Regions from separate parts of the Homo sapiens genome. Here all the other regions are linked to region 3. A link is an interaction called in ENCODE POLR2A ChIA-PET data of the cell type or tissue named here. Cell type or tissue: A673. All regions are shown on one strand. Links, peaks and the distances in the headings refer to the core of each region. The heading gives the core; the rest is flanking DNA.

Region 1 (10,788 bases), core at 1,441-9,440, 67 kb after region 3:
TGGCTAATTTTTGTATTTTTAGTAGGGACAAGGTTTCACCATGCTGGCCAGGCTGGGCTTGAACTCCTGACCTCATGATCTGCCCGTGTCAGCCTTCCAAAGTGCTGGGATTACAGTCGTGAGCCACCACGCCCTGCCGGGATTTTATTATTCTAATACTCTGGACTCAGGTTTGACCAAGCCCCAGTGCAGGGTGTTTAACTCATTTCTAAGATGCCTGGATCCCCAAGGGTGAGGTCCTAGGCCAGGGGACCCAGCCTGAGATAGGCACAGACAGGGAGGCACAGGGAGTCATTTAATTTTACATTAAAAGAGAAGGTCCCCTCCTCCTCGCCCCTCCCCCTGTCCCCTGCCTGGGCTCCCTTCCAATCACTTCAGAGACCCCAGAGGGGGCTTGACCTCTGTCCTCGGGGGAGGTCAGCCGGGGTGACCCTGCCTGTGTGCAGGATCCCGTGAGAGAGGCCCAGCTGCAGGCCCCCGAGGGCTGGAAGTGCACCCCACCCGGAAACAGGCCGGGGTCACAGAGGGCGGCCCAGGCTGAAGGGGCTTCCCTGGCCCTTTGTGAGCCAAAGGGCAGGGGGAGATTCGTTCCACAGGCAGCCCCTGTGTCTCCAGAGAAAGGGGCTATTATGGTGCAACTAAAAATACAGGGCACAGCCCACCCCACCTCCCCTTTTATTGCCATGGAGATTGGGGGAGGTCTCTGGGAGGGATGAAGAGAGCAAAAGAGGGAGAGAGAGTGAAAGGCAGGTGGAAACAGGGAAGGAGCAGGGAGGGGGTGAAGTGAAAGGGGGAGGGGAAGCCGGCAGAGCTCCCGCCTGCCTTTCTCAACCAGAGGCGCTGGTGGGATCTCTCAGCTTCATCTCTCATTCTTTCCTTTCCACATCCTGCCTGCTGGGTCACAGACACTGCCTGGGGGCTACCGGGGCAAAGAAGGGTTTGCCCACTACCCTGCAGCTGGCCCTGTGACCTTTGACGGTGAGGGGTCCCACCATCTGGGATTAAATTGCAAGATGGCCACATGGAAGGCAGCTGGTGAACAGCTGCTAGGCCTCGTCCAGCCTCTGGACATACCAAGTACCCAAATCATTGACTCAGAGTCATCTGACCCAACCTCCCACTCTCAGCAGTGTCCCCACCAGATATTGATCCAATGTCAGCCTAAGGTCTTCAGTGATGTGACTTTCCCACCTGTGCCCTTGCAGGGCATTTTTGGTTGTCAGAAAGGGCTTCCTTATATCAGGTGGAAATCCATCTCCCTGTTACCTCCACAGGTGGGCTCTAGTTCTGCCCTCTGAGGCCACACAGTGGAATAAAGTAGGGATTTAATGTCATGGAAAGAAAACATAAAAGCCTGACCCTTCTTGGCATAAAATACTTGAAGAAAGCTGCTGAGAAGATAACTCAGTTGGGAAAAACACATAGTCTGTAGTTTTAAAATATCCAAAGCTAAGTGAAAGTCCTGGGGTGAAAAGTGATTCTGGACACTGGACACTGGTGGGCAAAAGACAGGACATCTTAAGATGCCAGGCTCCCTGGTGCTGCACTGCCCTGATGTCAACACAGAAGTTGATGGGGCCAGGCTCGGTGGCTCACGCCTGTAATCCCAGCACTTTGGGAGGCCGAGGCGGGTGGATCACCTGAGGTCAGGAGTTCAAGACCAGCTTGGCCAACATGGCAAAACCCCGTCTCTACTAAAAACACAAAAATTGGCCAGGCATGGTGGCACACGCATGTAATCCTAGCTACTTGGGAGGCTGAGGCAGGAGAATTGCTTGAACCTGGGAGGTGGAGGTTGCAGTGAGCCGAGATCGCGCCACTGAACTCCAGCCTGGGCGACAGAGCAAGACTGTCTAAATAAATAAATAAATAAAAGATTTAGAGATGATGACTGGGCTCCTCCAATTGGCAAGGTCATAAGTTCCAGCCTGCACTCTTGGGAGCCCACCTGCAAAGTGTCATGTCAGTTTCTGGCACCCAAAAGACCTTTTTTAGCAAGGTGGGTCAGTTACAAGGCTGCATGGAGCAAGAAGAATGGAAGTGGGAAAGAGGCAAACTCCATTGTGGAGGAAAATTCAGACTCTGATTACCTTTTTGTTCCTCCTCCCCCTCCTACCAGCTGGGGTGGCCTGGGAACCAGACTCCCTTAGGTAGGCATTCGGAACAGGTGTGGTTTAGGTGCATGAGGAGCCAGAGATAAGCTGAGAGTTGTGGTTGCATTTACCAAAGACTACATCCTGTGGTCAAGAACAGTTGTTTCAAAATACCAGGCATCCATGATATCAGAGAAGGCCATGATTCCTCCATCTACAGAGAGAAAAAGGAGGTAAGTCCATGGTCCCTATTTGAACAATGCCAAAGCCCAGGCTGTCAAGAAAGGCAGGCATACCTGCTGTTGCCTCTTCCCACTCAATGCTGGGGCTCCTGCCCAAATGCTGGTGTCCAGATTGTATTTATGACTGTTTTAAGAAAGAGTGACAGAGCCTTTTAATATCCCTGACAGCCCAGGATGTTTTAATAGATGGTGGAGCTGGGCTTCAAGAGTTAAGAAAAGAGAGCAGAGTTGTTGAGCGAGCTGTCAGGGCTAGTTTCTATGACAGACCTACTGATCGACTCCACGACAAAATAAAATACGGGGCCGTGTCTCTCCTCGGCCCTATCAGGTTGACAGACAGTCTGTCACCATTGTATGTCATCTTTCACCTCCTAATCGCTCAAGCTTAGGGGAAATCTGTGTTTAATGGGGAATCTCTGCAGGATTTCCTCCCAAACCTGCCTCCTGAACGGCAGGCCTCTATTTCAATCTCCCGGGGCTCCTGTGGGCGTTCTCCAATTTTCTGGATTTCACACAGAACTCTTCTAGCTACAGGGCCCTGCCTCCATTGTTGCTGTTTGTTAGAGGTGATTACAGGTCTCCTAGGATGGCTCAATATTCTGCAAAAACAGAATGGATAGTGATGATGGTGGTACAGCAATGTGAATGTCACTGAACTGTACGCTCAAAAAAGGTTAAAATGATACATTTTATTCTATGTATGTCTTACCTCAAAACCAAAACCAAAACCCACAGATGGATAAGGAATGAAGAGAGCTGCCTTGGCTCTTTGACCCCTTGTAGGGTGTGTGCTTGTAACCCGTATGGCCAGCGCAGGGCCATTCCCAGTGTCTCCCCTTCCAGAAGCACACTCAGCTCCCCCACCTCCTGCTTCCTCACCTCCCTGGTTAATACATCTCAAGGTCATTTTTGGAGTTGAACATCTGGAGGCTCCTTAAACACACTTTTCCAGCACCAGACTTGGGGCTGGTCTGACCAGCAACTCAGTTTGTGGCTAAAGCCACTTTAGCCACACCCTTGACATGTTTTGGCACTTGAGGTCTAAGAAATTCTCCCAGGGTTTTTGTGTGTGTGTGTATGTGTGTGTGGGGGGAGGGGAAGGATGGAAGCAAATTCAAGGGACCAGTGACTTTGCTTTTTTTTTTTTTTGTATTTTTAGTGGAGATGGGGTTTCAGCATGTTGGCCAGGCTGGCCTCAAACTCCTGACCTCAAGTGATCCACCCGCCTTGGCCTCCCAATGTGCTGGGATTACAGGTGTGAGCCACTGTGCCTGTCCTCCATGTTACTTTTTTTTTTTTTTTTTTTTTGATTCAGGGTCTCTGTCGCCCAGGCTGGAGTGCAGTGGTGTGATCTTGGCTCGCTGCAGCCTCTGCCTCCTGGACTCAGGTGACCCTCCCACCTCAGCCTCCACAGTAGCTGGGACTACAGGTGCAGGCCACCAAATCCGGCTAATTTTTTGTATCTCTTGTAGAGACGGGGTTTTGCTATGTTGTCCAGGTTGGTCTCGAACTCCTGGGCTCAAGCAGTCCACCTGCCTCAGCTTCCCAAAGTGCTGGGATTACAGGAATGAGCCACCATGCCCAACCTGACTTTGCTTTTTCTTGAATGACAGACAGAACTGTCTTCTGAAAGAACTAAGTTCTTCCTTCCCTGTGCTTTAAGATTAGTTGTGCTGGGTCTGCCCTCAGGCATTTGGGGTTCCCCTCCCTTCTACCAGGGTTAAGGGGCAGTGCGGATGCTCCTCGGTCCTGGTCCCCAGGTACAGATGCAACTACCTCCCTCCAACCTCACTGGCCCAGGGCTCTGCGTTCAAGTCCTCTGCCAGGAGAGAGTTAAGGGCTTGGGTTTAATTTGCCCGTTAATCACAGTTAAAAGAAGTAATGAGCGTCTCCCCAAAGCCTGGGTGTTTCTCTGCAGATTAAGCAGCAATTTGCATAGCCCCTTTATTCATTCCCACCTTCCCCTGTGGGGCGGCTTGTCCTTTCAGACACAGCCAAGCGCAGCCAGTGGCGGGAGCGGTTTGACAAATGGCTTTGCCATGCTCGTGGTTTGGGCGAGAGGGAGGGAGGGGAATGCTGGGAGGGAGAGAGCAGCTCCCGACAGTAATGGATAGCTGGGGCGTTAAGTAGTGCAGAACTTTTTATTAGATACACAGGAGAAGTTTAAATATTCAAACTGGTTTTCTTTGAAGCCTGGGGAATGAGAGGAGGGTGGCGGGCTGGCTAAGTAAGAGTTTACTCAGGGCCAATTTACTCAGAGAGGCCCTGGCAGTCACCAGGGAGGAAGGGCATCTGGAGGACACAGGCAGATCCGGGTCAGCTGGTGCCCCCGGGCTCTACACGCCTGCAGCAGCCTTGATGCCCTCCTGCTGGGCTCAGGCTCTGCCAGGCGGGACAGCTACCCTGGACGCAGCTCCTCGGGCCCGATTGCTCAGAGGGCAGAACGGCTTGCTCAAAGCCCAGCAGATGGTGGTATTCAGACAGGGAGGAGGCCCCAGCTTTGATAGCAAACCTAACTCTATGAAGCAATGATATCTCCAAAAGGATGGGACAATAGCCCTCTACTTTCCTCTCCAGAAATGTCCTCAACCAAACAGTGAAAGAGGAGAGATGAGGCCCAGAAATGATCCTCGGGGTAGGCAGGCACTCTGCCCAGGCTGGTCTCGAACTCCTGGGCTCAAGTGATCCTCCCGCCTCGGCCTCCAAAGTGCTGGGATTACAGGCGTAAGCCACCCCACCTGGCCATCAGTCCATTTAAAAAGCTGACTTAACCCCAATTTTCTTCCCAAACTTCTTGTGCTTCGTGAGACTCTTCCTTTGTGTTAACTTGTAAGCCACATGATCATAATATGTCAGAGGTCAAAGTCATTTTAGAGAGCATTAAGACAATTAAAGTTCAGAGAAGCTAACGTTTGATACTCCAAGAGAGACATAAATGTGGTCAAGACACCATTCCTGCCCGCAAGCAGCTCAGTGGGCAGGCACTTCAGGAAGGCATATAACACAATAAATAAGAGCTCCCCCCTCCTAAGGATATCTGCATGGGGCTGCAGGATGCTGCTGAGGGATGGAGTGACTAATTCTGCAGGGACAACTGGAGATGTCCACAGAGATGCATTTGGGCCTCATCTGAATCGGGGGTCAAGATGGTTTGGAGGGAGCCGAGTAAAGGATGGGGCCTCGAGGACACATGTGGATTTGATGTCTTGGGTGGGTAGCCCAGGCTGAAAAGGCTGGTGGGGTTCCAATTATGCAGGGCTTGGCGGCTGCTACTCTAGGAATTTGGGGCACTACAGAGCCTCAGAGTTTCTAAGCAGGGAAATGACTAGGGTGAAAAGGCCCAGGGTGGATTAGAAAGAGCAGCCAGCAGAGCCCAGGACACCACTGATGAAACTGTCAGGAAATAAAGAGAGATGCAGTGTGGGTGTGGACAATGGCTTTGATTTGGGACATGTTGGAATATGGGGCACCAGAACACGACTTTCTTTTTTCTTTTGAGACAAAGTCTTGCTCTGTCACCCAGGCTGGAGTGCAGTGACGAGATCTTGGCTCACTGCAACCTCCGCCTCTGGGTTCAAGCGATTCTCCTGCCGAGTAGCTGGGACTACAGGTGCATGTCGCCACGCTCAGGTAATTTTTGTATTTTTAGTAGAGACGGAGTGTCACTGTACTGGCCAGGCTGGTCTCGAACTACTGACCTCATGATCCACCTGCCTCAGCCTCCCAAAGTGCTGGGATTACAGGCGTGACCCACCACGCCCGGCCTAGAACACAACTTTCTAACCTCAGCTGAGGGTATTTCCACCCCACCGCCCTCTCACAACAGCTAGTCTGAGCCTTACTGTGCCAGGCACTGTTTTTTTGTTTTTGTTTTTGTTTGAGACGGAGTTTCACTTTTGTTGCCTAGGCTGGAGTGCAATGGCGCGATCTCGGCTCACTGCAACCTCCGTCTCCTGGGTTCAAGCGATTCTCCTGTCTCAGCCTCCTGAATAGCTGGGATTACAGGTGCCTGCCACTATGCTGGCTAATTTTTGGTGTTTTTAGTGGAGACGGGGTTTCACCATGTTGGCCAGGCTGGTCTGGAACTCCTGACCTCAGATGATCCGCCTGCCCTGGCCTGCCAAAGTGCTGGGATTACAGGCATGAGCCACTGCGCCCGGCCTCCAGGCACTGTTCTAAGTGGTGTGCATGCTCACCACAGCTTCCTACCCAAGGTCTTCGTCTTCATTTTACAGGTGAAGGAAATGAGGCAGAGAGGTCCAGCAACTTGCCCAAGGGAGTAAGAACAGAGACAGAGTTTGACCCAGGCAGTCCAGATCTCAAGAACGTGCTAATCACCAACACACTGTATTACATGTTTGTCTTCCTATCACTTTTATTAAATTTTGTATGTGCATGTACAGGAGTTGGGAAAGAGATCAAACAAGTGGCAATTAGATTAAATAGGCCCAATGAGGTGGCTCACACCTGTAATCCCAGCACGTTGGGAGGCTGAGGCAGGAGGATCCCTTGAGGCTAGGAGTTTGAGATCAGCCTGGACAACATAGTGAGACCCTGTCTCTATTAAAAAATAAGTTTAGGTTGCCAGGCACGGTGGCTCACGCCTGTAATCCCAGCACTTTGGGAGGCTGAGGCGGGTGGATCATGAGGTCAGGAGTTCAACACCAGCCTGACCAATGGCGAAACCATGTCTCTACTAAAAATACAAAAATTAGTTGAGCGTGGTGGCAGGTGCCTGTAATCTCAGCTACTCGGGAGGCTGAGGCAGGAGAATCGCTTGAACCTGGGCGGCAGAGCTTGCAGTGAGCTAAGATCACGCCACTACACTCCAGCCTGGGTGACAGAGTGAGGTTCTGTCTCAAAAAAAAAATAAATAAATAAAATAAGTTTAGGCCAGGCATGGTGGTTCATGCCTGTAATACCAGCACTTTGGGAGGCCGAGGTGGGTGGATCACCTGAGGTCAGGAGTTCAAGACCAGCCTGGCCAATGCTGTGAAACCCAGGCTCTACTGCACCTGTAATCCCAGCTACTTGGGAGGCTGAGGCAGAAGAATCGCTTGAACCCGGGAGGCAAAGGTTGCAGTGAGCCGAGATCGCGCCAGTGTACTCCAGCCTGGGTGACGAGCAAAACTGTCTCAAAAATAATAAGTTTTAAAAACAGATGAAATAAAAATCATTAACAGAACAGGTAGGAGTGTATGAAAAGGCAGAGAAGAGCCACAGGACCTGGGTTTCTGGGGAGAAACTGTACGCAACCATTAATTCTGGGGAATTAATGGTGGTTGGGAGGTGCATGTGAGGAGCTCCAGCAAGGTTGGCTTCTGCTCCCAAAGGCTGGGGATGTGCCTTTCTTTTGTCCTCAACTCCCGGCCAGGTCTCCAGAGCAGGTTAATTCTTTAGATGGGTGAGGAGATGTTCACTCTGAATGATGCAGCTTGTTCCCTGCTCTGAACTGGCAATAGGAAAGGAATTCTAGATGTGCCAGACTCCCCATGATACTGGCAGGCCCTCAGAGGGGCACAGGGGGTGGACCGCTGGGGCCCAGATGAACGAGCCTTAGCACTCCACTTATCCCATGTTCACAGTCAGCCACTGCAGGCTGCAGTGCAAAGGGATCCTACTTTTGTGGTCTATAAAGAGAACCACACCGGAGAGGACACGGTAGAACTGACGCAGGGAGAGAGGCAATGTTTGGGCAGAGAGGCAGTGAGTGGGGCTGAGCCATGGCTGGATTTAGCAAGCAGAGAATTTTGGAAAGGTGACTCGCTGCTTCCTTATCTGAAGCCGGGTGAGGAGTCTTAGCCAAGTAGTGAGAGGCGTTGCCTTAAATCCTCTCTGGAAAGAGGTGGGATAAAAGTCAACACAAAAGTATAGTGTGCTCTTGGCAGCATAATTCACATCAAACTAAGGATTCTGAGGGTGTAATCTTGGTGCACCGCTTCCCTCTTTCCCTGAAAGAGGGAAGTTTCAACCTGACTGCTTGAAACTTGGTCTCAAGCTCCCCTAAAGCCCCTCACCTCTCCTTTCCAAGAAGACAAGTTAGGCCAGGATGGAGAGTCCTCATCATGGTTCCCCAAACCAAAAATAAGAGCTCACACATGTCCACCAAGAGCCTCCTCCGCACCAGGCAGCGTTCTAAGAGCTCTGCATATCTTAACTCATTCTGTCCCTACAACGACTTCTGAGGGCATTCTGAGATACACAAGCAGGAACCCAAATACAACCAGTGAAGCTCAGGGAAGCTGGAGGCAGACCTGAAAGACACAGAGCTGCTCTTGCCAGGGAGAACCAGCCGGGTGGATCCCTTCAGTGCCTTCAGCATGGCCAGGAGGGCTGGACTCAGGAAGCAGGCGGCGGTAAAGGAAAGGGAGGCTAAAGGTTCTGGAGAACAAACCCAATGTTATCGAGTTAAAGGCTTTCATGAAACCACTTGCCTCAGCCTGGGGATCAGGGTGGGCCTTGATGTCACCTGTTAAGCAGTCACCTAGTATCTCTGATCCAGAGCAGTGGCCTAACCACACTGCTTACCAAGGGGGCCAAAATCAGCTGAGAAAACTCTATCTAAACCCACTTCCCTTCCTGGGAAAATAGCCAAACCTCAGTGAGCACTGCTTCCCCTCGCTGACCTTAGGCAGGGCTGGGAAAGCAGGTCAGGTGCTCATCTGCAAGCGCAGGGGCAGAAGCTTTGGAGGCCTGAACCCGGTCTGCCATGGTCACCTGGTCCACGGGGTTTCTCCCTGAAGCTCCATTGCTGTAAGCAATGGAGTCTGCGTAACAGCTGGTGACTGGGCAAAGGACATTAGAGTGGGCAAGGGTAGTATGCCTCAGTGAACTGACTGCTACTGCAAGAGGCTGGCCAGATGGCCAACGGAGCCAGCAGCTGAACAGGTGGGGCAGGAGCTAGAAGGCAATCTCCCAGAGGGAGAGGGACCAAGAGCAGCAGGCAGTTCCCTAAGCCAAGAGCATCCCTCCTGAGTGTTGAGGCCAGAGTGCAGTCCACTTACCTCCTCTATACCCTGCTAGTCTGCGGAGTCTTACCTCCATGTTCAACACCAATATTTTTCCAATTCCCGGACTTCTCATTTCAGCCCCTGATCCCCCAGAAAGAGGTGACCAGGCAAAGATTGGGGGGAAGTGGTGGGTTGACATTAATTGATAGGAACGGCTTCGAGCAGTTCATGCTGCCTTATCTCTCTCTCCTTTGGCTGGAGTCCGCGGGGTCGGTGATTAATAGGCGCCATCACTCACTGTCCAGGACGGCTGAAAGGCAGTGGGGAGGGGGTGGCCCTCCCCAGAACTGAGATAACAAGCAGCAGGAATAATGAGTGGTGTCACTCCACTTTTCATTTTGATGGAAAGTCATTACGGGAGTCAACGCCAGCGACAAAGAGCCATGAATCAACTGCTCTGCTATGAAATTAAAATCGAATTGCCAGCCACCCCCAACCCCTACCCTTCCTGGGAAATGGGGATGGGTAGGTGGCTTGGGAGAGGGCTGCTATCCTGGGGTGGGCTCTATCCGATCACAGAGCGGGCAGTTATGGGCAGGAAGTGGACAGGCAGCCAGGGAAGGTGACAGCTCCTGTCTCCACCTTGTTTATCAGACCCTTCCTCCCCAAACCGCATTTTCCCTCTGCCTGGAGGTAAGCTGTGATTAAAAGGAAAATGCAGCTTTGCTGGCTCCAACAAGGCTGCTGCTTGACCGCTCCCCCAGGGCTTCTGGCCTGAGTCGGGCGGCCTGGGCCTGGTTATGGAAAGGGGCCCACACGTAGCCATCCCAGAGCCCCTTACTGAACCATTTGTAGATGTGGGGTCCTCTTTATCACCAGAAGCAAAGGGGAAAAGTCCTCAACTTGGGGCTCCACAGTGACAGCTGATGGCCTGGGGAGCCCACCTGGATCAGGGAGCCCACCTGGATCAAGAACCCCACGAAAACAGGTGCGAAGCCTCAACTGCAGGCTCAGAGAAGCAGCATAAGGAACTGTCAGTACTGAAGCAAGAGTTTTTTCCTCTTTTATTAAGTCCGCTATACTAACTAGAAGGAGAATCTGTGGTTTTCGCCTGATAGACCACAGGGCCAATCACCACAGCTTCTTGTAGAGAACATGGAGAGTGCCAAGATCACCATCAGGTGCCGCTTCCTTCCTGTGGCTTTCCATCTTCCAGTCAGCCTGGTCTTTTGCCTTGAAGGGCCCCAAAACAACAGCCCTGGCTATCATCTTCATCCCAAAAGCGGAGAAGATGGGCAGGCAAGAACACGGAGGGTGTCACAGAGAGGTTCCCATCAGGTTCACAGGGCGCCCGCTGTACCTCTTGGAGATGTCAGCTTCAATCTGAAAGAGTGATACCAAGTGGGCAGAAGCAGGGGTGCTCAGGGCCTCATTTTGCACAGACTGGGAGTCCTCCCACTGGCAGGCCTCCCTTTCCCATCTCACCAGCTTCTGCAGCTCCTT
Region 2 (10,710 bases), core at 1-8,000, 51 kb after region 3:
TTATATAATGTTTACAGAAACTGCCCACACACCCACTGATTGTATAAAGCTTGGGACTGGACTGGGAGCTTCTTCATTTTGAATTCCTTGCTTCCCTACCCCATCTCTTTTCCAGCCTTCCATCCTGCCCCTTAGTTGCCTCTGTCCAGAACTTTCCATGTCTGCCTGCAGGATGGGACTTCTTGAGAGATCTGTAATATTGAAAATTCTGCCAGGCACAGTCGCTCATGCTTGTAATCCCAGTACTTTAGGAGGCTAAGGCGGGCGGATCACTTGACACAAGAAATTCGAGACCAGCCTGGCCAACATGATGAAACACCGTCTCTACTAAAAATACAAAAATTAGCTAGGCGTGGTAGCACGTGCTTATAATCCAGCTACTTGGGATGCTGAGGCACGAGAATTGCCTGAACCCAGGAGGTGGAGGTCAAAGTGAGCTGAGATTGTGCCACTGCACTCCAGCCTGGGCAACAGGGTGAGACTGTCTCAAAAAAAAAAAAAAAAAAAAAGAGGCCACATGCAGTGGTTCATGCCTGTAATCTCAGCACTTTGGGAAGCCAAGGTGGGCGGATCACTTGAGGTCAGGAGTTCGAGACCAGCCTGGCCAACATGGTGAAACCCCGTCTCTATAAAAAATACAGAAGTTAGCCAGGCATGGTGGCACGTGCCTGTAATCCCAGCTCCTTGGGTGACTGAGGCAGGAGAATCGCTTGAACCCGGGAGACAGAGGTTGCAGTGAGCCGAGATGGCGCCACTGCACTCCAGCCTGGGTGACAGAGCAAGACTCCATCTCAAAAACAAAAACAAAAACAGGACAAAAAACAAAAAAAAAAAAAAAAAAAGCTGGGTATTGTGCCAGTCTCCCTACTGAGGCTGACTCTAACCCATAGCTGACTGGCATTTGCTCTCAGAGCACAGTTTCTGCATTTGAGGAATTTCGCTGGAATCCCAGCACTCTTCTTAGTGTGGCAGAAGGCAAGGTGAAGGTGTGAGTTAGTGGAATATGTGGGTTCTAAACACCAAGCGGAGCAAACCCCCAAGGATGGACAGCACATCTCAAGAGCAAAGGAAGGTAGAAAACAGAGATCAGAGACAGCCTCTCTTTCTCTCCTGTAGCCTTTCCCCCCAGTTCTTTTCTGTTTTAATCACAGGAAGAGTGATTAGTCAGCCGAGGAAGGATGGGGGAAGAAAGCAGATGAGTTTTATCTGGCTGGGGTCTGCCCAAGCTGCAGCCATGTGACTACCTGGCTGACCTGGGGTCTCCATCATGTCCCTGCCTGTCCACAAGACGGATCAGGCTGCCCTTCTCTGCAGCACCCACCCCCGCCCCCATTCCAGGAGAGGGTTGCTAGGATAATTATAGCCTACTTGTTTCTCTCTCTCCCTCTCTCTTATTCCTGTAGGTCCTGGACATTTTTTACTTTCTCAGAGGACTGGGGAACTTCTTCAACACTGTAGTAAACTAGAATCTGGAAAGTTCCTTCCAGCAGAAATGAGGAGGTTAAATTCTCAGAAATGATTTCTATTTTTTACCCTTCTCTACCCACCTCCCTCCCAATGTTAACTGGGAACCTATTGCTTTGCCCTTCATTTCAACAACACAGAGCCTTTCCCCAAATATTCAGGCCTCTCTGTCATCCTTAAAACTGCTCCCCTCGACCTGCTGGGCTCAAGTGACTCACTCACCTCAGGCTCCTGAGTAGCTGAGACTACAGGCATGCACCACTTCTGGCTAATTTTTATATTTTTTGCAGAGACGGGGGTCTCATCATGTTGCCCAGTCTGGTCTCGAACTCCTGGGCTCAAGCTATCTGCCCACCTTGGCCTCCCAAAGTGCTGGGATTACAGGCATGAGCTACTGTGCCCAGCCTCGGGTATCTCATGCAGTATTGAAGGAAACAGACCTGGCTTTGAATCCTAGTTCTATCAGTTGCAAGCTCTGTGACCTTGGATAAGTGGCAAAATCTCTCAGAGGATCCATTATTCCACTTGTGAAATGGGAATAATTATACCCATTCACACAATTTTTGTAAAAATTCAACAAAATAATGCATGTAAAGCTCTTAGCCAATGACTGGCAAAGTAAGTGCTCAAAAGATGGCAACTACTGCTCCTAGGGCTCACCTTTGTTTGTGCTAAGTGGATGAAGCAAAAGGAGATGGCAGGGGTTAAGGGAAACACACCAGAAAGGAGGCTCACAGAGGAGATGCTGAAAGGGATGGATTTGGTTAATGTAGGACAGATGGCGGAGAAGGAGGAAGAAGACGGGGAGAAGGAAAGGGGAAGGAAAAGGCTCATTGGAGACTAGCCTGGCAGAGTAAGAGAGAAAGTTGGGATGCACAGAACAAGACAGAGCACGGGAAAGGGATGGACAAAGAGCAGATGGGAGAGGAAGACAGAATGACAAAGACGCGGAGGGCGGGGGAAACCCAGCTGGTGTGAAACAGACAAGAGGTGCTGGAGAAGACAGAAGAAAAAGAGAAAACCAAGGGGTGGGGGGCGGTGTCAAAATGAGACAGGGAAGCAGGGGCAGGACAGACAGACTGAGAGCGAGTTGGGAAAGCACAAGACGGACAGACAGATGGCAGGGACAAGAGGGTGCCCTGGGTTGCCTGCATTCTGCTGTGTTTACCAGCTAATTGAGTTAAATTGTTGTCAGAGATGTAATTAAAGGGTAGAGAGAGCTCTCTGGCAGGCCCGAAACAGATGGAGGGGGCTTTAATTGGTAATTAAATTCTTCCCTGGCAGCTGAGGAAGGAGCTTGTGCTTCAGTCTCACAAGGCCACGGGTGGCCTTCCCCCCACTCCTGGCCCCTCTCAGGGGCTCTTTGGGGAGGGGGCTGGGCCCTGCGCACCAGCAGCCCGGCAGGCGGCGAGGCCTGGTAACTGCAGGAGAATGAATGCCAAAGCGACCCTTCTTCCCTGCTGGGGCTGGCTCAGCTCCCATGAGCGAATCCAAGCACACCCACCCCCGCGCCTGCTCCTCCCCAACCTCCCCACCCTCACCCACCAAACTAGCATTGACCGATGAATTCCTACGTGGCCCCCATTGCTTCACTTGGGATCCCAGGGAAGAATAGTGGGGCTCTGGCCCTGCAGCCTGATCAGCTTGGGAAGAGTTAGTTGGTTTAGTCAGGGACCCAGGCAGACCCATCTCTTGGCATGGCTCCCACGAGTCTGTCAGCATCTGCCCCCCTCCCCCTTCCAGGAGACGCTGTGCAGAGATTCTATTCTGCGTGGCACATCACTGTCTGGCGCTGACTCTGCTTCCATCCTTCTCCACCCCCTGCCCTCACCCCCACAGCAGCAAATAAGACAGGGATGGGATCAGTCACCCTGATGGGCAGATAGATTGGTTAGATGCTCTAAGATGTGGGCATTCAGACTAATCAGCTTTCAATTCCAAATCTCAATTTGACCTTAATTTCATTGGAGAAGGACCCTTGGGATGGCAGATTTCCCTGAAACCCACAAATTCTAGACGTGATCCATTTCAAAGAAAGAGATAAGTAAAAAGAGAGCACAGAGGCAAGGCTTTTTAAAAGAAGGCTGAACAGGAAGTTAGGCAGAAAGAAAATCCAGGGCAGACATTGTGGGATTATTGTAAAATGCATGGCTGACTATGAGTCAGCAATACAGTGCTATTCTTACAAAAGCAAGCTGCATGCCGGATGCATAAATAAGGAACCTGGGGGTCATTCTCATTATATCTCAGCTGATCAGACAAAAGTTCTTTGTCTTGCTCTGGACTCCAGGGAGCCTAGAGAGTCACAGGCGAGTTTCAAGGGGTTTCTGGGAGAACTGTAGAAATGACAGAAGGATTTGTGAGGCAGAGTGCCCGACTGTATGAATTTTCACTCAGTTTGTCAAGCATTCTCTGTTTTTTTGCCTTCAGCCCCACATATGCTGGTCTTTCTGCCAGGATCTTTGCTCTCCACCCTCCCTTCCACATCCTTGGACTAACTGCTACTTATCCTAAGTCCGCAAATTAGCACTCCTTTCCTTCTTTCCCCTCCCTCCCTTCCTTCCTTCCTTCCTTCCAGTTGAGTCTCACTCTCTTGCTACATGCTGGAAAGCAGTGGTACAAACACCACTCACTGCACCCTCCACCTCCCAGGCTAAAGCAATTCTCTTGCCTCAGCCTCCTGAGTAGCTGGGATTACAGGCACACGCCACCACACCCAGCTATTTATTTTATTTTATTTTATTTTATTGTAGAGATGGGGTTTTGCTATGTTGCCTAGGTTGGTCTCAAATCCCTGGGCTCAAGGGATCCGCCTGCCTCGGCCTCCCAAAATGCTGGGATTACAGGCATGAGCCACCATACCCGACCCTTCATTTCTTCAGGAGGCTTTGCCCCACCCCATCTTACCATCCCAACATCTGCCCTAGCCTGACATCCTGACATGCTATTTTTTTTATTATTATTTTTTAGAGATGAGGGTCTCGCTGTGTCGCCCAGGCTGGAGTGCAGTGGTGCAATCAAGGCTCACTGAAGCACCGTGACCTCCTCCCAGGCTCAAGCAATCCTCCCACCTCAGCCTCTCAAGTAGCTGGGACCACAGGCATGTGTTACCATACCCGGCTAATTTTTTAATTTTTTGTAGAGACAGGGTCTCACTATGTTGCCCAGGCTGGTCTCAAACTCCTGACTTCAAGCGATCCTCCTGCCTTGGCTTCCCAAAGTGTTGAGATTATAGGCATGAGCCACCATTGCAAATTTAACTGTCTGACTCCCTTAAAAGGCTATAAGATGCAAAAGCCAAGGATAGTGTCCATTTTGCTCATCTCCCCAACAGCTACTAAAGGACCTGGTGAGTAGGAGGTGCTGAATTAATTTTTATTGAATGAAGAAATAAACCCAGAACATTCAGGGTGAAGAAAGCAAACTCTGAAATCATCAGTGAAGTTATTATGCAGATGAGAGGCCTAGAAATGCAGCCAAGATTTAGGTTAGCTGTGGGAAAGAACTCTTTTTTTTTTTTTTTTTTTTTGGTCTTTCCCTATTTGCTAAGGGAAAATGAGGAAATCTCTTTTAGAAACAGAAAGAAGACAAAGTCTTATGACTGGTCAGCTGGTGGTAGCCTTCACCCTCTGCTGTGGGAGGTCAGGAGAGGGAGTGTGCTGGTTCCCAAACACCAGACCCCTCCCCAACGGGAGATTTTTAATAATCAGTATGTCTAGAGGCAGGGTAAGAAATTGTACTTTTTATTTTATTTTTTAAAATTATTTATTTATTTATGTATTTATTTTTTGAGACGGAGTCTCGCTCTGTCGCCCAGGCTGGGGTGCAGTGGCGCGATCTCAGCTCACTGCAGCCTCCACCTCCTGGTTTCACGCCATTATCCTGCCTCAGCCTCCCAGGTAGCTGGGACCACAGGCGTCCGCCACCACGCCCAGCTAATTTTTTGTATTTTTAGTAGAGATGGGGTTTCACCGTGTCAGCCAGGATGGTCTCGATCTCCTGACTTCATGATCTGCCCGCCTTGGCCTCCCAAAGTGCTGGGATTACAGGCGTAAGCCACCACGCCCAGCCTATTTTTATTTATTTATTTATTTTTTGAGACGGAGTCTCGCTCTGTCACCCAGGTTGGAGTGCAGTGGTGCAATCTTGGCTCACTGGGTTCACGCCATTCTTCTGCCTCAGCCTCCTGAGTAGCTGGGACTGCAGGCGCCCACCACCTTGCCCGCCTAATTTTTTTGTATTTTTAGTAGAGACGGGGTTTCACCGTGTTAGCCAGGATGGTCTCAATCTCCTGACCTCATGATCCACCTGCCTCGGCCTCCCAAAGTGCTGGGATTACAGGCGTGAGCCACCGCGCCTGGCCTAGAAATTGTACTTTTTAAATTGTCCCAGGTAATGACAATTCTGATGATTGGCAGATAGAAATCACTAGATTAAATGCCAGGTTTCTTTCAGTTACAAACATTTGTTTCTCCTCTCCTTTTCTTTTGCTTGCTGGCATTTTTTCCCACCAGCTAGAAGATATCAGCCCAGCTGATTCTACTAGGCTTGAAAGATAGCAAGCTTGGGAATATTGAAATCTTCACAGAACCTTGGCAAAAATAGCAGCGAAACATGCTTGCGGGGTGGGCCCTTCCACTACATGCAGAATGAGAGCTCCATGTTCACCCCTACCGTCCCCATCATAAAGACCAGACTGAAATACGATTTTAAGCCTGGTTCAGTAGCCCCATTCTACAAAACGGTACTGAAATACAAAAAATGTCATGGTCAGGAACTGCTGGAGCTATGGCTTGAGCCCTGCATTTGAACACTGGCCTCCACTTCCTGGCTAGCATCCTCCCCACCACATAAATTGATGAAGCTTATTTGGCTCCAGCTCTCCCTGGATTCATTCATTCATTCAGCATTCATTCTCCTGCAGTATCTGAATGGATTCAAATGTCACTTCATTTACCTTCACCCTGCAGGGCAGAGGCACAGTTGTGGGGAGGTGGGTGACATTCCCTCCCCTAAAGCCATCCTCCTGCCACCCACTGAGAGATCCGCTAGTGAGAGACTGCTCTGGAGGGTGCCACTACCTGCCGAGGCCACCAGAAGGCCTTGGGACCTGCAGGGTTAAGCAACTCCAGAGGTGCTTCCTGGATCATCAAAGTTGACTTGCCCACACAGACAAGGCTCGATTAGCTAAATACAGTCATAAAACCTAAGCCTCATCATTGTTCGTCATTCTTCCTCCTGCATCACCTCTTGTGGCCTGTTACTTAGACTCACAGGATTGAGAGCTGGCACAAATCTCAGACTTCAAGTCCTGGGTTTTGGCAAAGCTTGATGTGTGTGAGGGGAGTGGGGAACCCTTGTTTCAACCAACCAAAGCAGTTCTGTTTATGTGTGTTTTTTTGTTTTGTTGTTTTGTTTTGTTTTGTTTTGTTTTTCAGACAGAGTCTCACACTGTCGCCCGGACTAGAGTGCAATGGCATGATCTCCGCTCACTGCCACCTCTGCCTCCTGGGTTCAAGCGATTCTCCTGTCTCAGCCTCCTGAGTAGCTGGGATTACAGGCATGCGCCACCATGCCCGGCTAATTTTTGTATTTTTAGTAGAGATGGGGTTTCACCATGTTGGCCAGGCTAGTCTCGAGCTGCTGACCTCAGGGGATTCGCCCACCTCGGTTTCCCAAAGGCATGAGCCACTGTGACCAGCCTGTTTATGTGTTTTTATATAACATGTTAGAGTTCTGGCCAGTGTCGTGCTGCTAAAAGTTTACTGGCTGGCTCTCACTTGGAGTGCTGAAGCCCTGATTTGTAGCCTTTGCTTATTTCTGTGGTGTAAATATTTCCACAAAAGCCCATTTCAAGCCACCAACTGGAAATCCCAGTGCAAAGTTGGGAAATGCACATAATTGGCTTTTAGGATCCAGTGCAAGCCAGCTTCAGCATGGCACTGGTTCTGGTCTTTTTTTTTTTTTTTTTTTAAGACAAAGTCTTGCTCTGTCACCCAGGCTGGAGGGCAGTGGCGTGATCTCAGTTCACTGCAACCTCTGCCTCCCGAACTCAAGCCATCCTTCTGCCTCAGCCTCCCGAGTAACTGGGACTACAGGCATACAACACCATGCCCAGCTAATTTTTGTATTTTTAGTACAGACAACGTTTCACCATGTTGCCCAGGCTAGTGTTGAACTCCTGAGCTCAAGTGATCCTCCAACCTCAGCCTCCCAAAGTGCTGGGGTTACTGGCATGAGCCACCGTTGCCCAGCCTGGTCCTTCTTTTTAAAAAGAAGTGTGGGCCAGGCATGGTGGCTCACACCTGTAATCTCAGCATTTTGGGAGGCTGAGGCAGGTGGATCACCTGAGGTCAGGAGTTTGAGACCAGGCTGGCCAACATGGTGAAACCCCGTCTCTACTAAAAATACATTTAAAAAATTAGCCAGGTGTGGTGGTGGGTGCCTGTAATCCCAGCTACTTGGGAGGCTGAGGCAGGAAAATGGCTTGAACCTGGGAGGCGGAGGTTGCAGTAAGCCGAGATTGCGCTACTGCACTCCAGCCTGGGCGATGGAGCAAGACTGTCTCAAAAAAAAAAAAAAAGTGTGAAGACTTTTCTATTACTACCTTTTAAAGATGAGGCAGCTGAGACCTAGAAAGATTAATTGTTGCTGAGAGCCACACAGCTTACTAGGACCAGATTCAAAAGTCCCTGATCCCCGAACCACCAGATGCCACACTCCACAATCCAACTCAGCTGGACTGTCATAGGCAGGGAGGAGAGGAGACAGGCATCACCACAGCAGCACCCAGGCAGGAGCGCAGGGGGCAATCGACAGTGGCCAATGTCAAAATAAGTGGCCAAAGGGTCTCGCAGCCAACCTTTGCTGGGCAAAACCAAACCAAACCCAAACAAACCCCTCAAACTTGAAGAGTCCTATTTTGACCCAACCCTGTTCATGTCCTCAGGGAGTAAATTATTTCCCATTCTGACTTGGATGAAACAAGAAGCATCCTCACCCCTCTTCCCCCAAGTCTCTCTCCCAAACCTACGAAAAGTCCTTGGGCAATGCACTGTATGTGGGTTGAGGGGGTGGGGGAGGAAGTGGGAAAGAATAACCCCTTTTAGACAAGTCCAGGAATAATTATTTCAGCAGCTGTTGTATTTTCTTCCCGGGTAAGGAGCAAGAAGGAAGCGTGGTGCAGTGCTGAGCGGAGGCCTGGGTCTTCAAGAGCCCTGGATTCTCGCTCTGGCTCTTCTACTTATTTGGGTGGATCTCTTCCGCTCTCTGGACATCAACTTCCCTATCTGTACAATGAAAGTCTAGAACTTTCCAGCATCTTATTTATTTATTTATTGAGACAGAGTTTCGCTCTTGTTGCTCAGGCTGGAGTGCAATGGCACAATCTTGGCTCACTGCAACCTCCCCTTCCTGGGTTCAAGCCATTCTCCTGCCTCAGCCTTCCGAGTAGCTGGAATTACAGGAGCCCGCTACCAAGCCCGGCTAATTTTTTGTATTTTTAGTAGAGATAGGGTTTCACTATGTTCGCCAGGCTGGTCTTGAACTCCTGACCTCAGGCAATCCACCCGCCTCGGCCTCCCAAAGTGTTGGGATTACAGGCTTGAGCCACCGTGCCCGGCCCAGCATCTCTTTCTTTTAAAATGCCATGAATTGCCGGGCGCAGTGGCTCATGCCTGTAATCCCAGTACTTTGGGAGGCCGAGGTGGGCGGATCATGAGGTCAGGAGATCGAGACCATCCTGGCTAACATGGTGAAACCCTGTCTCTACTAAAAAAAAATACAAAAAATGAGCCGGGCATGGTGGCAGGTGCCTGTAGTCCCAGCTACTCTGGAGGCTGAGGCAGGAGAATGGCATGAACCCGGGAGGCAGAGCTTGCAGTGAGCCGAGATCGCGCCACTGCACTCCAGCCTGGGTGACAGTGTGAGACTCCATCTCAAAAATAAATAAATAAATAAATAAATAAATAAATTAAATAAAATGCCATGAATCACCGTGGGGGGAAATGGTAGGGAGACCACCCAGTAACGCAATAATGGTTCTCCCCCAACCCTTGCATCCCACTCTTTCACCAGCTTCAACAAAGGCCCTTTCCTTGCACCTCTGAAGATGCTCCTCACTCCATAGACACCCCACAAAGGCCCCCTCCCTCCAGTTTCTCTGACATCTCCCAGGGCTGACTGGGGCTGCCCCAGCCTGGTATCTGGTCTCCTGTGTCCTAGTCATTCCTTGTGTCCGTGTTTCTTCCTTAGGAGCTGGGGTCACCGTGCCAAAGAGGAGGAATGAGAAGTGGGGGTCATCTGTTTTCCATAGCCTCTGCCCATCTACCGAGTCTGGTTTGCCAGAAGAGGGGAAGGAGGATAGGGGTGGGTGGTAAAAGAACCCTGTGACCCGTCCCCCAAACCTGTCCTGCAGCTTCTCACCCGACTGTCTTCTCCTCCAGAAGGAAAATGGGTCACGCTCCACAAGAGCCTGTTATCGCCAACCTGGCCCTGCTGCTGCCTGATAGAGCCCAGCCCTCCCCCGCCAGATCTCATTAAGGGGTCGCTGCTTATGCTTCCCAGCCGCCCCCCATCCATCTTTGGCCATGGATGACAGACTGGGCCTGGAGGCTGATGTCCGGCAGGTGACAGGGTTAATGGCAGAAGAGGGCAGAGGGCAGAGGCCAGCCAACTCACAGTGGCGGGAGGGCAGTCTGGGAGGCCCTGGGTCCACTCCAGTTGGGCAGCCTCACAAATTACAGCACCTGGGGGAGGGATGAGCCCCAGACCCCTCCATCCCCAGGGAAGCAAGGTGGGCAGTATCAGCCACCTTGGGAGCAGATGGTGGGAGGAGAGAATGTTAGCCTGGGAAGAAGAGGAATAAAGACACTTAGAAGGGGAAGGAGAGCTGAAAAGAAGAGGGAGAAATTTCTATATTTGTAGGCTCAGTGAAAACATTGCTTCTTGGATGCCTGGATGCTCTTTGGCAAGAAACACACATTTTGCAGACATGTATGAAGTCAGGTGAGTGTTTTGAAGATGGGTGCCCAGGACCCATTCTGTTTTCCCTCCCAGTTGCCTAGTTCAGCACCTGGCACAGTAGTTAGGAGTAAGGTTCCAGAGTCAAATAATATGAGTCCAAGTCCTTTTCAGGTCCTTTCTGTGGGACACAGGTAAATTACTTAACCTCTCTGAGCTTGATGTTCTCCATGTGTGCAATGTAGCTTTGGTATTACGCAGCTTCTGTGAGGAGAAATGACGCGG
Region 3 (8,000 bases), core at 1-8,000:
GAAAAGCAACTGAGTGCTAAGACAATCTGTGCAAAATCCAATAGGTTTGTGCCCGGTTCCGACAATCCTACCTGCATTTCCATGATGGACATGAGATCTTGCCACTGCTGTTCCAAATCAAATGGTGACTCTGTCCCGGTCAGAAGAGGAGACAAGAGGTTGTTTTGAAGAGCAGGGGGCTCACTCTCACTAGGCACTGCTTCTGTTATGCTGGAAATGTCTGCTGGAAACTAGGGCAAAACACAGAGGCTTTAACAAGGGGGAAGGAAAAACCTTGTGCTTTCCTCCCAGAGATTACCACCTGGACCTGTTTCTGTTCTTCCTTCCTCTGCATTTACCCCCAGCAGCCAGAATAAGGCCAGAACCAACAGCTGGCCCCTCAGCCATGGAGGGACACACCAGGTACAGGCTGCCCTGCTCACTTGGTGGACTCTCACTGGAGTCCTGCTCACCTCAGCATTCTCCCCAAAGGGGCAGGTGGCTTCCAGCAGCCTAAGGCACTCTTCCAGGGACAGGGCCGTCTGGTCCTCCCCACTAGGCACCTGTGGCAACAGGAACTGTAAGTCTGATTGACCTGGGCCTTGGCTGCCTGGGGCTGAAGCTTCTTTCCCAGAATGGCTGAAGCCCTGCAGTCTCCCTCCCATTCCCAGGCTAATGGCTGGCCCCGAGTCCCAAACTCCCAGAAACAACAGAAGAGAGTGAAAGAGTCCTGAAGCAAGCAGGAAGATGCTACATGCTCTGCCTCCCTTGCACTGTCTGTTGCCACGGCCTGGCCATTCTGCATCTGCTGCTTTCCACTCCCCCCTTCCAAGGCTCAGCCACTGTGACTTACAGACCCCAACCCAAAACAGAAATTCAGGTCCACCCCACACACCACCTGTCTTCTCTAAAGGAAGTTTCTGGAAGAACTCCAGCCTGGTTTGTGTCAGGGTAGTAGGGACAAGAAGAGAGCCCAGTGAGCAGGGGCGATGGTACCTGTGCAGGGAAGCTCTCCCCAGTCTCTCCATCCACTAGCAGGTTCCGTGCCAGAGCTTCCGCGCCCTCGCCTGCCCAGGTGTCCTGCTCGCCTCCATCTCGCAGCTCCTTCTCCACATCCTGCTCCTTCTGGCGGTGACTATAGTCAAAAACCTCACGCCCAGCCCCCAGATCAATATCCTGTCGCCAAAGGATGTCAATCAGATCTATGTCCTGAAAGACAGATCACATGACTTTAGCTCTAAGATCCCAAGGTCCCTTCCTTGTCCTGCCCCTCAGAGTTCCCTCCTAGTGTCACCCCAGTTAGTCCTGGGTGGGGCCCCTCCCAGCTCTTCACCTGCCAGCCTTTACCCCCTGGTCCCTGCACCAGCAAGTGTTCATTCATCTACTTCCAGACACTATCCCCTTCCCACAAAAAAAAAGAGCCACTAGCAAAACCATTAGTGTGACTATCACCATAAGGGTGCAAAGGATTAGGATCTGGACCAAGACACACCCAGACAAAAGGCAGGGCCGCCTCCCCCCTACATAAGAAAGAAGGGGAACATCAGGAGACACCTCTAGCTTTGGGGATTGGACCCCTTAAAACTTGGTTTGGAGGAAGCTGGCCATGGCAAGCAAGAGCGAATTGTCATGCAGAATTACTTAGCAGTGGCCAGGCTTGCATCAGCCTGTGGTACCATTTCATTTGCATAAAGGGGTGGGGTGGGCTAGAGAGGAAAATCCCTGCATTTCCAACCACCTGATGCAACCAATGACAACGCCATGCTGTCTCCAGCCCTTCCTATAGCCATTCCCCATTCCCCAGCTGGCAGCAAGAGTAAGGCTGAACACCCACAACTCCTCAAGCCCAGGCTCACCTCAAGACTCATCCCCGCCAGAATTCCCTCTCAGCTGATCCTAGCTGCTGCCTCCATTCCAGGGAGGCTCAGGCAGTCAGATGATCCCCAGGGGTGCACCCCACCCCCTGCTCGGGCCAGCCTCACTGTGTCCCCTACACCAGTGCTCTCATTCCCTCACCATACCCCAGGACTCACCAAATCCCCATCAGTCAACCCCCTCAAGGACATAAACCCCATCACTGCTCAGCTACAACTGCCACCTTGGGCACCAAAAATGCTTCCCTCCCGCTCTACCCTGGTGGCTCGTGAACAGTTGCTGCACCAACTGCCACCCCCACTAACAGCATATAACCCCAATAAATAGAGCTATTTGGGCTTCCTATACATGGCACCCCCCTGTAGTCGAGCCCTCCCTACAAGCCTGAAGAAACCCTAAAGTGTTGCCTTCCATCCAGGGGTTAAAATGCAGACATACACTTTCCAGAAAGCAATTTCCTTAGATCAGACCCTCCTCCCTACCTCTAAGTCGGTATTCTTCTCCCATTAACCCCCCCTGACCCTAAGACCTCCCAGACGTACTACTTTAGTCTCCCCACATACACCAACCTGAACAGAAGCCCTGGACCCAGGAGCAGAGGCGGGCTGGGCCACCCGGTGACCAGCCAGCAAAGAGTTAAGGGGCCGGCTGCCTTTGGCATGGCCCCCACCACTGTGAGAGCTGCGGTCCAGGCGGGTCATGGTCTGCGAGATGAGCCCCAGGGCAGCCGGTGCCGGGAAGCCGGACAGGGGGCTGCAAGGAGCTCTTGGCTTTCAGGGAGCACACCAGGCTGGAAGGGTGGCCCCTTGCTAGCTCCGAGGGGCCTGAGGAGGGTGCCCCGCCCGTGCTGCTGCCTGGGCGGCCCAGCCAGCCCCCTTCCTCCATCCTTGAGCAGCCCCCTCCCACCTCACAACCCCAGTTCCACTCAGGCGCCCAGCTGCCCCCACCCTGAGCTCACCGCAGAGGCTGCAGTGAGATGGGACTCCCACCCCATGCTCCGTGCTCAAGCTGCAGAGGAAAGCAAGCTCCCTCCTGGGCCTATCCTCCCGCTCCTCCCCCCCACGCCCCCCAAACTTGTTACCTAGGCTGCAGCAGGGAGCCAATCCCCACCCCCTCCCACCCCGCAGGTCACTGCTGAGGCTGCAGAGAGCCAATCCCCTCCCCCAGGTCAGCAGCTGGGCTGCGCAAAGAGCCAATCCCCTCCCACTGTCGTTACCTAGGCTGCGCCGAGAGCCAATCTCCTCCCCCAAGTCTCCGCTGGAGATGCGGAAGGAGCCAATCCCCTCCCACCGCCTGTTACCTAGCTGCAGACGGGAGCCAATCTCTGCATCAGGGCAGCTGGAGAAGCTGCCGCAAGGAACCAGCCCATCCCTGGGCCGCCTCCGTCTCCTTGAGGAGATGCGCCCAGGGGCGGGCAGCCCCACCCAGCCCAGTCAGTCAGCTGGGGTGGCGCAGTGAGAGCCCTGGGGGAAGGGGTGCCACTCTCCTCCCTCCTGTCGCATCTTGCTCATCCAGCCCACTCAGGACTGGGCAGACACTTCTCCCGCAGATTCTCTGGGAATCTAAATTATTTGCTGGAAGTGGAAAGAGTTATCCCATTCCTCAGGAAGGCAGTGGCCAGTTCTCAAGGCCAGGGATCACGAGCCAGGCTGGGCAGGAACCCAGGGCACCCAGGCCCACCATAAGCCGTAAGTTTTGTCACCCCAAAATAGGCCAGACTAGAGAAAAGGGGAAGGCCATTTTGCCCACGTGCAGCAATGTCACAGTGCTGGCCAAGCCTAGCCCCAAGCAAGAGGAGGGGAGACACAACCCTGAAGCCCCATACTTAGGGAGACAGGTGCTCTGCATTCTCCTGGCCACAAATGTCCCCCCTCCCCTTTCACCCCGGCTTTATTCAAGAGCATTCTCTGCCTGATTCCTGGCCCATATCTCATCCAAGCAGGAAAGAAGCCCCTCACAGACTCAGTATCACAATTCAGACTCCCTGGATTGGTTTCTCGAGGGGAAATTTAGCTCCCTCCCCACTGCTGCTCCCCTGGAGCCTAAGGTCAGGTCAGAGAGACAGTATGTTCTCTCTGGTCACAGTCAGCTCCTAGCCTGGAAAGAGCTGTAAACAGGCCACCCCCCTGCTCTGGGCAGAATGCCAATCTCAAGGGGAATCCTATCCCTGACAACAGCCTAGGCTATGGCTGTCCATAGAGCAGGCCTGGCAGCGGGGGAGTACTGCCACCCCAGGGATAATACCGGTTCCAGCAGTGCCTGTCACATGCTCTGGACCTGGGTATTTTTATCCCTGAGTTGCTGAGGAAATGTTGTTCTAGACACATAATAATCCTCCCTTCCCCCATACCCAGCCTGGGCCCCTAATGCTGACCCACCCCACCTCCCAAAGGGAGTTATAAAGGCCTGAGATGAGGAAAAGCACAACCTTCACGAGGGCCAAGAAACAGAGGAAAGCAGGGTCAAAGTCCCATCCCATTCGGCCCCAACCCACCCAATAATATCCAAAATATCCCATCCCATCCCAGCAGGAACAGATATGCAGCTACCCTGCAGGGTTTCCAGGAGCAAACCCAGTTACACCCACCCCTGGGGGAGCTACCCTGGGGGAGGAGCATAGAGCAGAGACTGGGAAGCACACTTCAGAACACTGTGCCAAGATTAGAGCCCACTTGAAGGAAAGGGGAAGCAGAAGAGAGGTGAAGTTCCAAGTGGCCCTGTAAGAAGCTAAATTAACAGGCCCTGAAAGGTAAGAAATGTTCCTGGCTCCTGCGCTCAGATAATCCTAGTCTCTCTCAAAGCAGGTCCAGTATGAGCCATTTGAGCACAGAGCCGAGTGTCTCAATCCCTGCACTACTGACACTTGGGGTCAGACAAATCTGTTGTTTGAAGGTGTTCTGTGCCATTCAAGATGTTAACCAGCATCCTTGGCCCCTACCCACTAGGTGCCAGTAGCAACCCCGCCCCAAGATGTGACAACCAAAACTGTTTCACGATATTGCCACCTGCACCCTCGGGGACAAAATCACCCCCAGTTGAGGACCACTGGCCTAGAACAAGCCATACTCTTTGACAGTCACTAACAGTCAGAGAACTAAGCTCAGGAAAAGACTACAGAGCAGGGAAGGAGGGAAAACGTGGTCTGACCTGGCAGGCAGAGAAGCCCATTTCTGTAACATCTGTAAAACTTTTTACATTCCTTCACATGCCACCTCCAAAAACCCAATCGGGCTTTCTCCTTCCCTAATGGCCAGGGGAGTGCAGTGGGCCTCTTTCCCGGCTACTTAAGGCTGGATGGCAAGCGAGAGCCATACAAACCCAGAGCTCAAAGCAATCTTATGTTGGTGAGGCAGGGGCAGCAGCAGCCATTCACATCTTGAAAGGCAAAGAACTGCATCGCTTTCTGCCCAGAACAGTATGTCAGCCATGTGACAAGAGCTAAGGATCTCTTCTGACAGCTCAAAGCAAGTTGACTTGGGCAGCAGAATGCAGTTTCTCTTTCTAGCTCCCAGACTTCTCTTCCCTACTCCCTGCAGTGGGCCTTTTGCAAAGATTGGAAGCCTTGGCCCTCTCCTGGCCAAGAATAACTATCCAAATCTACCCTTTGGCTCAGGCCCAGGAGGTCTGAATTATCAGGACAATACAACAACAGGCCTCGCCACAAAGGAGAACTTCAGGGTATGTCTGTGTTCTGATGTGGGGGGAGGTACAAAACAAGAGTCCAAAAAGTATTTGTGTCTTAGCAACAGATGTACACTGCATCAAAGCCCATCACAACATGACTCCTCCCCCACCCCAGGCCTCCAGCAGTCACGCTGAAATCCAAGCAGTAAACACCCTGGCATGTGTAGGAACCTCCCACTGCCCTGACAGTACATTTAGAGGTAGGTCAATGGTTCAACACAGGGAAATGCTCCCAGCCCCCAATCCTAAAGTCAGAAAGTTCAGCCCATCCCTACCCAAGAACAGTGCCTGAGGCCCTGCTGAAACCTGTCTGGCTCTTTACAGGGCTCAGTGTTCTGACCACAATCCTTTGGGACCAGCCCACCCCCAAGCCCCAGGCCCCACACACCCACCACAGGTCCACTAACCTCTTTGGTTAAGTCTCCACTGACTGGGGGGGCTACAGCCCCCAAATCCTCCAAATCTTCACCGAATCCCTGCTCCGTTTCGCTTTCTCGCACCCCGTTGTCTGGGCCTGTCACATCTTGGAGGCCACTGGAACTCTCGAGGGCGAGGCCTGAGTTGGGCTGACTGCCAGAGACAGACCCCTCTGGGTCTCGGTGAACCAGCCAGGCATTTACCTCAGTGGTTGGCACCTGGAACCTGTCCAGGGCCCTCACCTGACTGAGGAGCCGCCGGGCAGTGAAGTAATTGTCCAGGTCTATGCTCTTGGGGTGGATACCATAGCCATCCAAGGTATTCCTCAGGTTGTGGAACTGGGTCTGAGTATAGGCAGAACTGGGCCCCAGGATGATCTCCCGGAGTGGGGGAAGCTGTGAGGTCAGGTAAGTATCCACGTCCACCCGTACCCCAATCAAACTCAGCAGAATGGTGAACTGGAGAAGTCCTTCCGTTAAGTATTTCTTCAGAGAAAGCATTGCTGAAGGACCAGAATGTTTATGCTTTTTGGTTTTTAAAATCTTCCAAAAGACAAATCAAGGCCACTGCTCTGCCGCTCCAGCCAGCAGGTTACCCTCCTCAGTGTCAAACCCCGTACCCCACCCTGGCAGAACACAAGGGATGAGCTCCCTGACGGCCCCAGAGGAAAGCACACCCTGTGGAGCCAAGGCCAAGGACACACTCCAGACCACATTCACTTTCCCTTCTCGACACCTCACCTCTGAAAGTACAACTGTTCCTAACCCAGTCCAGGTCCTCAAGGGCCCACGTGACTTACTTTCTCCACAGTCCACATACAGTCACTTCCTCACTCACATTAGTTGTCCTCTCTGTAGATTCCAATGCAGGCTGTTCTCAGGAACAGCTGATGGATTTTTTTTTTCCTTCTCCCTCCTAAGGTTTATTTTCTTTGGCTGGAGCTACAGGCCTTTCGTCTTGGGTCAGAGTGTCCCGCCTCCTCCACACTTACCAGGGGGGTTTCCAGAGAAACCTGAAATGGGAATCACAAAAGCAACAGGATAAGATTCCATACTTTTCACATCATGATCAGGGTAGGAAAACCTTCACAGTAGAAGGTAGAAAACACATTCAAAGGACACTTTCACTTTTTTTTTTTTTGAGACAGAGTCTCACTCTGTCGCCCAGGCTAGAGTGCAGTGGCGTGATCTGTGCTCACTGCAACCTCCACCTTCTGCATTCAAGCGATTCTCCTGCCTCAGCCTCCCAAGTATCTGGGATTACAGGCGCCTGCCACCACGCCCTGCTAATTTTTGTATTTTTAGTAGAGATGGGGTTTCACTATGTTGGCCAGGCTGGTCTCAAGCTCCTGACCTCAGGTGATCTGCCCGCCTCGGCCCCCCAAAGTGCTGGGATCACAGGCGTGAGCCACTGTGCCTGGCCTAAAGGCCACTTTTACAGGAAGAAAGGACTACTTACACTCTCAGAAAAAAAACCCAAAATATAGCAACCGATCATAGAAGAACTATCAAAGAAAGCTACTGATCACGAATGATCTCAGTTACTGAATATTAAATGTGCAATATCCTAAAATGTAGCTTGGTTTGAATAAGCAGACAATAACCAGGTCATCCAAAATATCTTACACCTTTGTTTTATTTACCAGCCCTCCTCCCCCACTACAGGCGCATTACCCAGCTTCTATTTTCACATGAGAAGCCCATTTCCTGTCTTAAAAGTAAAGCTGGATTTTCACCCCTCGGGAGAAAACCACCCATAACAGTTGTCTTTTCTCAGTTCAAAAAGGCAAGATTATTAAACAGTGAGAGTGTGGAAGGACAAAAGGACAATGTTCAGGCCACCACTTCACCCAGAAGAAGAATGCCTTTTGTTTTCTGAACTTTGAAATCTGATTTCCCTTTCCTATCCTCACAACTTACAAAAGAAAAAAAAGGAAAAGGGCCGACGCCTGTAATCCCAGCACTTCGGGAGGCCGAGGAGGGCGGATCACCCGAGGTCGGGAGTTTGAGACCAGCCTGAACAACATGGAGAAACCCCATCTCAAC

What was found. ChIA-PET counts read pairs that join two places held together with the same protein. Peaks named below come from ENCODE experiments on the same cell type or tissue, not always from the same donor. Only the 100,000 strongest peaks of a DNase experiment are listed, where the experiment ranks them.
Region 1: POLR2A ChIA-PET joins it to region 3 with 10 read pairs; 19 of 35 experiments call an interaction of 5 or more read pairs at or near these places.
Region 2: POLR2A ChIA-PET joins it to region 3 with 13 read pairs; 16 of 35 experiments call an interaction of 5 or more read pairs at or near these places.

Annotation. Positions count from the first base shown.
Region 1 is chr17:47,981,317-47,992,104 of GRCh38, reverse strand. It overlaps CDK5RAP3 (CDK5 regulatory subunit associated protein 3), which reads right to left. Exons shown (of 14, transcript NM_176096.3): 13 at 10,771-10,788; 14 at 10,324-10,668. The coding sequence ends at 10,603. Among named protein-coding and RNA genes, the nearest start is that of CDK5RAP3, 16 kb to the right of the region's middle. In A673, for the core only: no CTCF peak of the experiment used is centred there; a DNase peak (open chromatin) is centred at 4,484; H3K27ac peaks cover 2,332 bases.
Region 2 is chr17:47,995,711-48,006,420 of GRCh38, reverse strand. No RefSeq gene overlaps it. Among named protein-coding and RNA genes, the nearest start is that of CDK5RAP3, 30 kb to the right of the region's middle. RefSeq lists a silencer at 2,744-3,038 and an enhancer at 2,779-3,333. In A673, for the core only: CTCF peaks have their summits at 2,648 and 2,847; DNase peaks (open chromatin) are centred at 2,490, 3,060, 3,210 and 3,700; H3K4me3 peaks cover 1,695 bases; H3K27ac peaks cover 6,601 bases.
Region 3 is chr17:48,049,574-48,057,573 of GRCh38, reverse strand. It overlaps NFE2L1 (NFE2 like bZIP transcription factor 1), which reads right to left. Exons shown (of 6, transcript NM_003204.3): 2 at 5,946-6,967; 3 at 976-1,188; 4 at 453-542; 5 at 72-230. The coding sequence starts at 6,455. Among named protein-coding and RNA genes, the nearest start is that of NFE2L1, 5.2 kb to the right of the region's middle. RefSeq lists enhancers at 1-749, 750-1,607, 2,468-3,327 and a silencer at 1,351-1,620. In A673, for the core only: no CTCF peak of the experiment used is centred there; DNase peaks (open chromatin) are centred at 1,673, 3,123 and 4,023; H3K4me3 peaks cover 4,321 bases; H3K27ac peaks cover 7,715 bases.